Regions from separate parts of the Mus musculus genome. Here regions 2, 3 and 4 are each linked to region 1. A link is a loop called in an ENCODE intact Hi-C map of the cell type or tissue named here. Cell type or tissue: heart. All regions are shown on one strand. Region 1 overlaps Traip (TRAF-interacting protein). Region 2 holds the start of Amigo3 (adhesion molecule with Ig like domain 3). Region 3 holds the start of Gmppb (GDP-mannose pyrophosphorylase B). Region 4 overlaps Rnf123 (ring finger protein 123).

The links. Peaks named below come from ENCODE experiments on the same cell type or tissue, not always from the same donor. Only the 100,000 strongest peaks of a DNase experiment are listed, where the experiment ranks them.
Region 2: a loop joins it to region 1, with 5 times the contacts of the local background. A loop is called at or near these places in 24 of 42 quality-filtered maps.
Region 3: it touches region 1 in a loop (6-fold over the local background); 18 of 42 quality-filtered maps call a loop at or near these places.
Region 4: it touches region 1 in a loop (6-fold over the local background); 23 of 42 quality-filtered maps call a loop at or near these places.

The regions. Positions count from the first base shown.
Region 1 is chr9:107,962,733-107,965,232 of GRCm38, forward strand. Traip (TRAF-interacting protein) reads left to right here. Exons shown (of 15, transcript NM_011634.3): 9 at 99-188; 10 at 597-685. Among named protein-coding and RNA genes, the nearest start is that of Uba7, 12 kb to the right of the region's middle. In heart, a CTCF peak has its summit at 1,162 (motif pointing right); DNase peaks (open chromatin) are centred at 362 and 1,149; H3K27ac peaks cover 1,133 bases.
Region 2 is chr9:108,052,065-108,054,564 of GRCm38, forward strand. Rnf123 (ring finger protein 123) reads right to left here. Exons shown (of 39, transcript NM_032543.2): 36 at 381-523; 37 at 150-244; 38 at 1-56. Amigo3 (adhesion molecule with Ig like domain 3) reads left to right here and starts at 1,095. Exons shown (of 1, transcript NM_177275.4): 1 at 1,095-2,500. The coding sequence starts at 1,316. In heart, a CTCF peak has its summit at 987 (motif pointing left); DNase peaks (open chromatin) are centred at 1,027, 1,687 and 2,447; H3K4me3 peaks cover 618 bases; H3K27ac peaks cover 612 bases.
Region 3 is chr9:108,047,923-108,050,422 of GRCm38, forward strand. It overlaps Ip6k1 (inositol hexaphosphate kinase 1), which reads left to right. Exons shown (of 6, transcript NM_013785.2): 6 at 1-860. Gmppb (GDP-mannose pyrophosphorylase B) reads left to right here and starts at 1,342. Exons shown (of 9, transcript NM_177910.4): 1 at 1,342-1,723; 2 at 1,839-1,919; 3 at 2,007-2,055; 4 at 2,193-2,335. The coding sequence starts at 1,595. In heart, a CTCF peak has its summit at 1,335; DNase peaks (open chromatin) are centred at 319 and 1,269; H3K4me3 peaks cover 2,500 bases; H3K27ac peaks cover 1,818 bases.
Region 4 is chr9:108,064,432-108,066,931 of GRCm38, forward strand. It overlaps Rnf123 (ring finger protein 123), which reads right to left. Exons shown (of 39, transcript NM_032543.2): 18 at 2,424-2,485; 19 at 2,192-2,263; 20 at 1,854-1,974; 21 at 1,255-1,356. Among named protein-coding and RNA genes, the nearest start is that of Amigo3, 13 kb to the left of the region's middle. In heart, a CTCF peak has its summit at 1,200 (motif pointing left); a DNase peak (open chromatin) is centred at 1,140.

The DNA of each region.
Region 1 (2,500 bases):
CCGGTTTTTTTTTTTTTTTTTAGACTACCCAAACATACACTGGATAGCAGCAGGTAGGGGCAGGTCATGTGGCACCACTGGCTTCTCCTTTCTTACAGTTGAAGACTCTCAACACTGAGCTGGATCAGGCCAAGTTAGAACTGAGGTCAGCCCAGAAGGACTTACAAAGTGCTGACCAGGAGATCACGGTGAGACACCCTGGCCTGTGGGAAGTGAGGGGACCTGAGGGGTTATGTGCCTCTAAGGGTAGGGCTGGACTGTTTCTGCCTGGAAACCTGTGTTACAGTCATTGGTGTTTCCGGGCCCTCTGTATCCTCCTGGGTTGGAGGTGGGTCAGCATATGCACCCTAGTCTGGCCTTGAGCCTGTCCCTCCTCAGCAGAGGGCTAAGGGCACCGTGAATCTTCCTCTGTCGTCTGCTCAGTTCTTACCTCCAAGGCGGTCCCTAATCTCCAGAGCGAGTATGCCACCAAGCGGAGTTCTCAGGCCTGGCTGGTGTTGGTGGTCAGCCCTCACTCTGTTCCCTGTGCCCTTTACACAGGCGTTTCTCCTTAGTGCCACAACCTTTCTCTCAGGTTCTCGCTCTCCTTTCTCCAGAGCCTAAGAAAGAAGCTGATGATCCTCCAGGGAACCTTGAGCCTGCCTCCGGCGACCAATGAGACGGTCAGCCGCCTGGTTTTTGAGAGGTTTGTTACCCTTCTGGGGTGATTCTGGATCACAAGCTAAGAGAGCCTGCGCTCCTGGCTTTGGTGGGATAGATGTGTTTATGGACCTTCTGACCAGAGAGCCAGCCAGGCTCTAACTGAAAAGCGGCTTTGAGAGAATTTGGGGTCTGACCAGGAAAGGCAGAGAAAGCCTTTGAGTAGCCTGAGGACAGGGCAGGGGCAGTGGTTGTCTTGGAGTATCCTGGAGTTTCTCACCACATGCGTCTGTCTGCCCCATCTCTGAAACATACTTGAGAGTGCTCACTCTAAAATAAGCCCCCTCAGCCTGGTGGTGTTGGTGCACGTCTTTAATCCTAGCATTCGGGAGGCAGAGGCAGACAGATGTATCTATGAATTCAAGACCAGCCTGGTCTACAGAGAGTTCCAGGCCAGCCAGTCCAAAATAAATAAATAATCCTCGCGGGTCCAGGAGTGTGCTTTCAGGCTGCCAGCAGAGGGAGCCAAACGACCCAGGGATTGGTGTCCCTGCTAGGAGCAAGCTTCAGTCTTCCTGAGTGTTTTTCACAGAAATGGGCTGGCTAAGAATATCCTCAAGGCTGTCTTCTGCCTGCTACAGGACCCCAGCAAGGGAGCCAAATTAAAACTGTCAACAGCCCAGAGTTTTACTTAAGTCACTTTTTAACATATTATGGCAAATCAGTATGCCCTTTCTTTCTGCCAGTGCAGTTTACCCATTCAGTGCCTTCCAACACTCCACTTTCCTCCTGGGTACTGTGGCCCCTGACTCCCCATCTCTCAGTTCCTCAATACTGTGTCTCAGGACAGTCATGGAGCGGGCTTAGGTTTAAATGGTTTCCTAGGATCCTGCCGTGTCACAGCCAACCATAAGAAAACACTTCTTCCTGCTTCCACAATTGCTTCTTTTCTTTCCTATCTGAAGGCTCTGTTTGTGCTGGCCAGCTTCCTCAGCCAGATAGCACATTGTGTGTGTGCTTGTGTGTGTGTGTGCCTCATGTGTGTATTCATGAATGAGTATATTTGTGTAAGAGTGTGTGTATGTATTATATATACATATGTATGTGTGCATGAATGAGTATGTGTATGAAAGAGTATATGCGCATGCATGAGTGAGTGTGTGGTTGTTCGTGTCACAGTATAGAGGTCAGAGCATAACTTTGTGGATCATTTCTCTCCTTTTACTTCAACATAGGTTGAAGGGATCTAACAGAAGTTGCCAGACTGATGCAGAAACGCCCTCACCCTCTGAGCCATCTCACCAGCTCTTATTTTTTTCCTTAGCATCTCTCTGTAGAGCCCAAACTACCCTCCTGTTGTAGTTTATGACGACCTGAGAACTGTGGGACTGTGGTGGGCACATGGTCTGCCATGCGGTCCGGCACATGGTCTGCCATGCGGTCCAGCACAGGGGTGACCTTGACAACTCAGTAGGCTCTGTCCCTGATTCTTCCTCCTACCACACCCAGCCATCGGCCATGCCTTCTCTGAAGTCCATTGTAACACGAGGGCTTTGTCAAGAGCTTACATACATGTAGTATGTGCCCTAGGAAAACGACAATCTCAGAAACTGTACTGTAGAGAAAACCTTAGCCTAAGCTGCCTCAGGCTGGGGATAGAGAAGCATTCTCAGGAATACCCGCGGTTCCCTGATGGTGATCCCTCTAGCTTCTGTTCTGCGAGCCTCGGGCTCCTTTCACACAGTTGTCCTCTGTGCCTGGCTGTTATAGCAAGGAAAACACAAGCACATGGGCTACCTAGGTGCCCAGGGACTGTGCATACCCACTTTTGCTAATTTCCCTTACTCCCCAGGCTTTTCTG
Region 2 (2,500 bases), 89 kb after region 1:
ACAGCAGAGATGGGGTGGGCGTAGCAGATTGGGCAGAGGTCCTCTTCATTGGTGGGCTACAGGGCAGAGTGGAGGAGTTGGGCTGGGATCCTTACCCCTGTCCTGGTGTTTACAGATTAGTAAAACGGCCTCTGTTATGCCACACTCACCAGGGAGGCGGCGGCCGCCTGGGCAGATGCAGCGGTCAGGTGAGCCAGCATCTGTTCCACCTGGGCCAGCTCCTCAGCGCTGATATAATCTGTATCTGCATCAGTAGTAGGTAGCATCAGGGCCCCTGTCGTCTGAGAACTCAGTGCCTCTTGAATACTCCCAGGCAGGGAATTTGCTATTGAGGATCCTGAAACTCTTCCCTGACCTGACCCACCCGCTGGTTCACTTACAACTCTGTAGAGAGAAGCGTTTCCGGTCAGGGGCAGGCAAGGTAGTGCCAGGTGCTAGGGGCTCTGGCTGCCCCAGGAGATAGCATATGGAACGAAGCTGGAAGCAGGGATCAGCCAGGAGCACAGAGGTGGCTTGCTCTGTCCTAGGTAGGGGAGGGTGCATAGGTCGTAGGAAGGCTTTGAGCCTGTGTGAACATTTTCTCCACGTGGGACAGATGAATATCCAGAGGCCTCGCTCATTATTATGCCTCCACTCTCCCCCCTATTACTTACCAACCCTCCCAGGTGTTTGGTCCCACATGACCTGAATACCAGTTTAAAGAGAAGGGTGCTATTGATAAAAAGGTGCTTGCTACCAGCTATGGTAACTTGGGTCTGATCCCCAGAACCTCACAAGTCGTCGTCCGACGTCTGCACGAATGCTCACATACACAGACATAAGTAAATCTAAGAGAGCAGCAAGGACTCCACCTACCCCATTACACACCAATCCTCTGAGGGCTGAAGGCATTCTCCCCTAAGTCCTTTTGCTCTTCAAGAGGGAAGTCAGGCTTCCAGCCAAGCAGACTGGGACACTGGGGCCCTCTGGTGGCCACACTGGCTTTTTAAGTGCCAAGAGATGTGGCTGCTCCGCCCCTTAACAGCAGGAGCCAATGGGAACTTAGGTCCCCGCCCCTGAGCGGTCATTTCCTAGCTAGTACTTAGAATCCAGTCAGAAAGCTCTTGGAGAAGCTAGAAGAAGGGCTGCGGGCCCCACCTCACAACCCAGACCAGAAGAGCAGGAGAAGCCGGCTGGGCAGGGGGAGCCAGCGTTGTGCCTCTCGAGCCATGGGCCATAGGGAACCACAATCCGCAAGCCTGTGCAGAAGTAGGTGAGTCTTGGAGCTGTTGACCTGCACTGAGCTGTCCCCATATCTTCCCTGGTAGTCACTGGCATGGCCTGGCTAGTGCTATCAGGTATACTACTATGCATGTTGGGTGCTGGATTGGGCACTTCAGACTTGGAGGATGTTCTGCCTCCTGCTCCCCACAACTGCCCCGATATATGCATCTGTGCTGCCGATGTGTTGAGCTGTGCGGGCCGTGGGTTACAGGACTTGCCGGTAGCACTGCCTACCACTGCTGCAGAACTCGATTTGAGCCACAACGCACTCAAACGCCTGCACCCGGGGTGGTTAGCGCCCCTCTCCCGGCTGCGTGCCTTGCACCTAGGCTATAATAAGCTGGAAGTCCTGGGCCATGGTGCGTTCACCAATGCCAGTGGCCTGAGGACACTTGACCTGTCCTCTAATATGTTAAGGATGCTCCATACCCATGACCTGGATGGCCTGGAGGAGCTGGAGAAGTTACTTCTGTTCAATAACAGCCTGATGCACTTGGACCTGGATGCCTTCCAGGGCCTGCGCATGCTTAGCCACCTCTATCTCAGCTGCAACGAGCTCTCCTCTTTCTCTTTCAACCACTTGCACGGTCTGGGGTTAACCCGCCTGCGGACTCTGGACCTCTCCTCCAACTGGCTGAAACATATCTCCATCCCTGAGTTGGCTGCACTGCCAACTTATCTCAAGAACAGGCTCTACCTGCACAACAACCCGCTGCCCTGTGACTGCAGCCTCTACCACCTGCTCCGGCGCTGGCACCAGCGGGGCCTGAGTGCCCTGCATGATTTTGAACGCGAGTACACATGCTTGGTCTTTAAGGTGTCAGAGTCCCGAGTGCGCTTTTTTGAGCACAGCCGGGTCTTCAAGAACTGCTCTGTGGCTGCAGCTCCAGGCTTAGAGCTGCCTGAAGAGCAGCTGCACGCGCAGGTGGGCCAGTCCCTGAGGCTCTTCTGCAACACCAGTGTGCCTGCCACTCGGGTGGCCTGGGTCTCCCCGAAGAATGAGCTGCTTGTGGCGCCAGCCTCTCAGGATGGTAGCATCGCTGTGTTGGCTGATGGCAGCTTAGCCATAGGCAGGGTGCAAGAGCAGCACGCAGGCGTCTTTGTGTGCCTGGCCAGTGGGCCCCGCCTGCACCACAACCAGACACTTGAGTACAATGTGAGTGTGCAAAAGGCTCGCCCCGAGCCAGAGACTTTCAACACAGGCTTTACCACCCTGCTGGGCTGTATTGTGGGCCTG
Region 3 (2,500 bases), 85 kb after region 1:
CTGGGATTTGCCGCTGCTCAAGGGCAGGGCCTCACTTTTCAGCACTTTTGATATCTGGAGGCCCAGCTCTGTTATCTGATAGGTGGTGGCAAGTGTGTGCGAACACTTTTACCACTGCTCTTCTGCCTGTCCCAGGCTAGAGCCCTGTCTTTTTCCTGACAGGTCCTGCCTTCCCAATCATCAATTTGGGACCAAAGTGCAACTAGGGATCATGGGTTGGGAGCTCACATTACCCCTTTCCATTGTATTTCCCGGGCCAAGCCCATACCAGCCCGGGGAGATGGGTGGGAGTGAAATGGGATGGGTGCTGCTGGAAGAGGAAGGGACCAGTAGAGCAATGTCCTTGCCTGGGATTCTACCCCTCTCAGCTGTGGGCCGTGCAGTGGTGTGGGGATTCATTCTCTCCTAGGGGCAAGGGACCTGGGCTCGGACAGTATCCGTTCAGTATCCGCTGCTCATTCGCTCACATCTGGCCACGTGCACGTTCCCTAGATGCAAACTGCTTTGAACTTTACAGCTATATAAGTTGGTTGTGTGTGTGTGCTCATTTTAAAAACTACATTTTAACGAGGAAAAAGGAGAACCTGGGGAAATTTCCTTTGCTTCTGTGGAGGAAATGTAAGACTTGGAATTCTGGAAATTGTTATCTGCTCCTCTTTCCTGGAAGCTACACACCCTAAGACCTGCGCCTGGATGCATACGTGGCTCCACTGGCGCTTAGGCGCGCTTGCATTTTCCCCAGGTCTTCTGTGTGGTGGAGAGGAGTGCTTGGCCCAAGCCGGCCCTTTTCTGTACACCCAGCGCTATCCGCCCGCTTGTGTCTGGTCGTATACGTCAAAATAAAGCCTCTAGAAACTGAACTCTGTCCAAGTCTGTGTGAAAACTTCATCGCCTCCGGTTGGGCCGACATGGCTAGTCTAGGGATCGGGCTGAGCTGGGTCGGGACAGGTGCAGCGGGACAGTGCTGACACTGGGGGTGGGGGGTCGGGGGAGGCAGCACGGGAGGGGTTGGATATAGGGGTCAGAGCAAGTGTTGAGGGGCGGGGTCATCAGGGCGAACCTGGAGTGGCCTTTGGGGGGGTAGGCGGCGTCGGCGGGGCGGGGCGGGGCGGGGCGGGGCAGATGGCAGCTGCCGCGTGGCGGACTGGGTTCCGATAGGAAGCTAAGCCTCCTCTTTCGGTTCCGCCTTTAGATCCGCCAATGGGCATCTGACTCGCGAGTTCTCCGGGTCCCCATGGCAGCCCAGGGCGTTGGAAATCTAATTGGCTACGTCCGCCGCAGCGTAAAGTCTGACGCTCGGCTGCGGGCGGCCCTGCCACGTAGATTGGCTCTCCCTGTTACGTCACTGGCTGCGCCGCCTCCGGCCGGAACTCCGGACCAGCCGGTCTCCAACCAGTTCCTCGTCTTCTGTTCTGGCTGATCCTGGACCCCACATCAGGGTAGAGCAGGGGGGCGAGGTGACACCAGAGTTGGTCAGTCTAGTTGGTGAAACGTGCAGGTCAGGGCACGGCGTTGGGAGTGCGCGGCAGGGGTCGGTCAGGCGGCCTGTAAGTACTTTGGACCGATAGATCCACTTCTAACATCTGCAGACGCCATGAAGGCACTGATCTTGGTGGGAGGGTATGGGACACGGTTGCGGCCGCTGACGTTGAGCACTCCGAAGCCATTGGTGGACTTCTGCAATAAGCCCATCTTGCTGCATCAAGTGGAGGCGCTTGCTGCGGTAAGGCCGTGGGTCTGTTATGGCGGGAAGAGGGATGGATAGTGACTGGGAGGCCAGGGGTGGTCATACCTTGTGACTGAGCCAGTCAACTAGCACACCTTATTGTGTCTGACAGGCAGGTGTGGACCACGTGATCCTGGCAGTGAGCTACATGTCACAGATGTTGGAGAAGGAAATGAAGGCACAAGAGCAAAGGGTGAGGCATGGACTTAGCCCTTTCTTTAGGTCCCTGGGGCTCTTACCATTGGAGGAGGAACATAACCAGATGGCTTCTTCTTTCCAGCTTGGAATCCGAATCTCTATGTCTCATGAAGAGGAGCCTTTGGGGACAGGTCAGTATAAGGAAGGCCCTTGGGCAAACTTTAGGGCCAGCAAAGAGGTATCCAATCTGGGCGGATGGGTGGGGCCTCTGGAGTCTGGACCTAGGCCCCTAGCAAGGTGGTAACTTATGACTTGTCCCCTTCTCTAGCTGGGCCTCTGGCGTTGGCCCGAGACCTACTATCTGAGACTGCCGACCCTTTCTTCGTTCTCAACAGTGATGTGATATGTGATTTCCCCTTCCAAGCCATGGTGCAGTTTCATCGGCACCATGGCCAAGAGGGCTCCATCTTGGTAAGAGAAGATTTCCTCTGACATTCCCACCCTCACATGGAGTCTTTCCTGACCCCTGGTCTTAAACTCTGTTTTGCTACAAAGCTATGCAGAATGTCTTTGGGGGAGAGCCTTTGAGATGTGGGATAGGCATATTTATCAAGAGTAAAGAAAACTGGACTAGGC
Region 4 (2,500 bases), 100 kb after region 1:
GCTTCCGGCAGCCCCTCGCCCTGACAACACCCAGTCACAGAGCCTCTAGCGTAATCAAGGCTATCCAGTGCTTACCACCCTGCTTCCCTGGTGCAGGCCCCTATCCTCCATCCGCTAGATACCTGTACCCTCTTTCAGCCGACCCCCTGCAGACGATCCTCCCACCTCAGCAGCTAGAGGGAGCTTCTCATAACATAAGACTCCCCAGCCTCAGACTTCCAAAGCTGTCCGTGGATGGTTTGCACCTTGTGTGGCCTGTAAAAGCCTCAGACTGGCCTCTCTCCCCAGTGTCCTGCCTCAGACTTGACCTCTCAGCCTGTCTGTAGGCCACAGTGGGATGCTTCCGAGTTTTGTTGTTGCTAATTTTTTTTTGTTTGTTTTGGTTTTTTTTGTTTTTTGTTTTTTTTCGAGACAGGGTTTCTCTGTGTAGCCCTGGCTGTCCTGGAACTCACTCTGTAGACCAGGCTGGCCTCGAACTCAGAAATCCGCCTGCCTCTGCCTCCCAAGTGCTGGGATTAAAGGCGTGAGCCACCACGCCTGGCTCGTTGTTGCTAATTTTTAACACAGTGTTTTTGGATTTTATCCTTTTACTTGTATGAGTGTTTCCTGTACATGCACGGCGTGCATGCCCAATGGCACAGAGATCAGAAGGTGCTGAGTTCCCTGACACTGGAGATGCATTGTGAGCTGCTATGTGGGAGGAAGCAAACCTGGCCCTCTGCAACAGTAACAAGTGCTCACAATTGCTGAGCCAACTCTCAGGCCCTGTGCGTTGCTTTTTAAAGTAAGGGTCTCACTATATAGTCCTGGCTGACCTGGAACTCACTATGTAGACCAGGTTGGCCTTGAACTAATGGAGATCTTCCTGCCTCTACCCTCCTGAGTGCTGGGATTAACAGTGTGTGCCATCACAACCTGCCTATATTTGCCATTCTTGCCCTTGAGTTCACAGTACCACAGGCTCTTTGCACTGGAAGTGAACTGTGTTCATCAGTGAAGGCTGCTCAGACAGCACTCAACTCCCCTTACAGGATCCTAATCCTGTGCTGACATATCTATTCCATCAGGGCATGCCGAGCCAGTCTCTTGTGCCCGAGGAAGGCACTGCTGGCTAAACAGGAGATCAGATACAGCCTAGCAGGTCACCCTGTCTCAACAGTTAAGAGAGTCTTGGGCACCCTCTGGTGGACACAGGATGGCTCAGCACCACAGCACAGGAGACTCAGAGAGTGCTCCTACCCAGCCTCCACTCACCTTTAAGGGTCTTTCGAAGGTGTGAGAGGAGGCCCCCAAGGCGCTGAAGGTCAAAGTAGTCCACCTTGCCATTATAGAAGATCTGGGGCGGGATGTAAGCCTCTGCAAGGAGTCAGGGATGGAGACTCAGCAGGAGAGCTCTCAGAGCCATATGCTTCCCTCTAGCCCAGGCCTCCTTGGCTCTCCCACTCCTTGTGTTTTAGGTTAATGCCAACAACTGTAGAACTTGGGGTGGAGGGAATTCTTGGCAGCTGGTTACTCAAGAGAACAGAAGGACAAACCATGAGACATCCTCCAACCCAGAGTGAATATCCTGTCTCCTACTGACTCCTGGGGACACTGTATGCCCAAACACAGGAGCCCCAGTAACCCAATCAAGGCAGTTGTACAAAGGACTGCACAGAGATCTGGGTACCAGGTCTGAGGAGCGAAGCCTGGACAATGGAGGCCCAAGGCCCCTGAGTGTGGGGCTCTTGAAATGGACTTAACTGGGCAGAAGGCCCAGTAGCCCCCACAACCAGCTCACCTCTCTACAACCCCAGGGGCTCCCCCAGGCTGCTTCAACCCAGCCTTGCCAACCCGGGTCTGCTGTTTCTTACCCTCACTGAAGGAAGCACGGGGGTTGGAAGCTTTGTATTCATCCCAATAGAAGCGCAAGGCAGACACCAGCCGGTGTAGGAAGCAGACCATGTACTCAGGGGGGCAGAGCACGGGTGTGTTCTAGGGGCATATGACAGAAAACATGTTCTGGTGCCATCCCAGAGCCCAGCTCACTCCTCATTCAAGGACATGCCCTAGGATCCCAGGAGGGAAAGGCAGCAGAGGACAGAGGCAGGTGAGACAGACAGGTGTGTGGCAGGCTGAGGTGGCGGATGCCCAGGCTGCAGCCCTGCAACCCAGCCAGGAGCCCACAGGAGCCACCCTGGAGGGTACCTACCCCCCGGCCGCTGGCATTCTCCTGCAGGAACTTTCGGAATTTTGTCAGAAAGATGTACCTAGAAGCTTCACCCTTCAAGGGATGGGAAAACAAGGCTGAGCTGAGCTGAGGATTCCGCACCTTACCCTGCGCCCTGCCACAGGAACATAAACCCGCCCTGCTATCTGGGCTCAGAGCCCCAAACTGCATACCTCCAAGCCGCAGACCCACATAGGTGTCTTAGGTCACTTACCCCATTGTCATCTTTATTGTCCAACAGCAGCTTCAGGATCTGGACCTGCAGTTCTTCCACCACTGGGATGGGAAAAG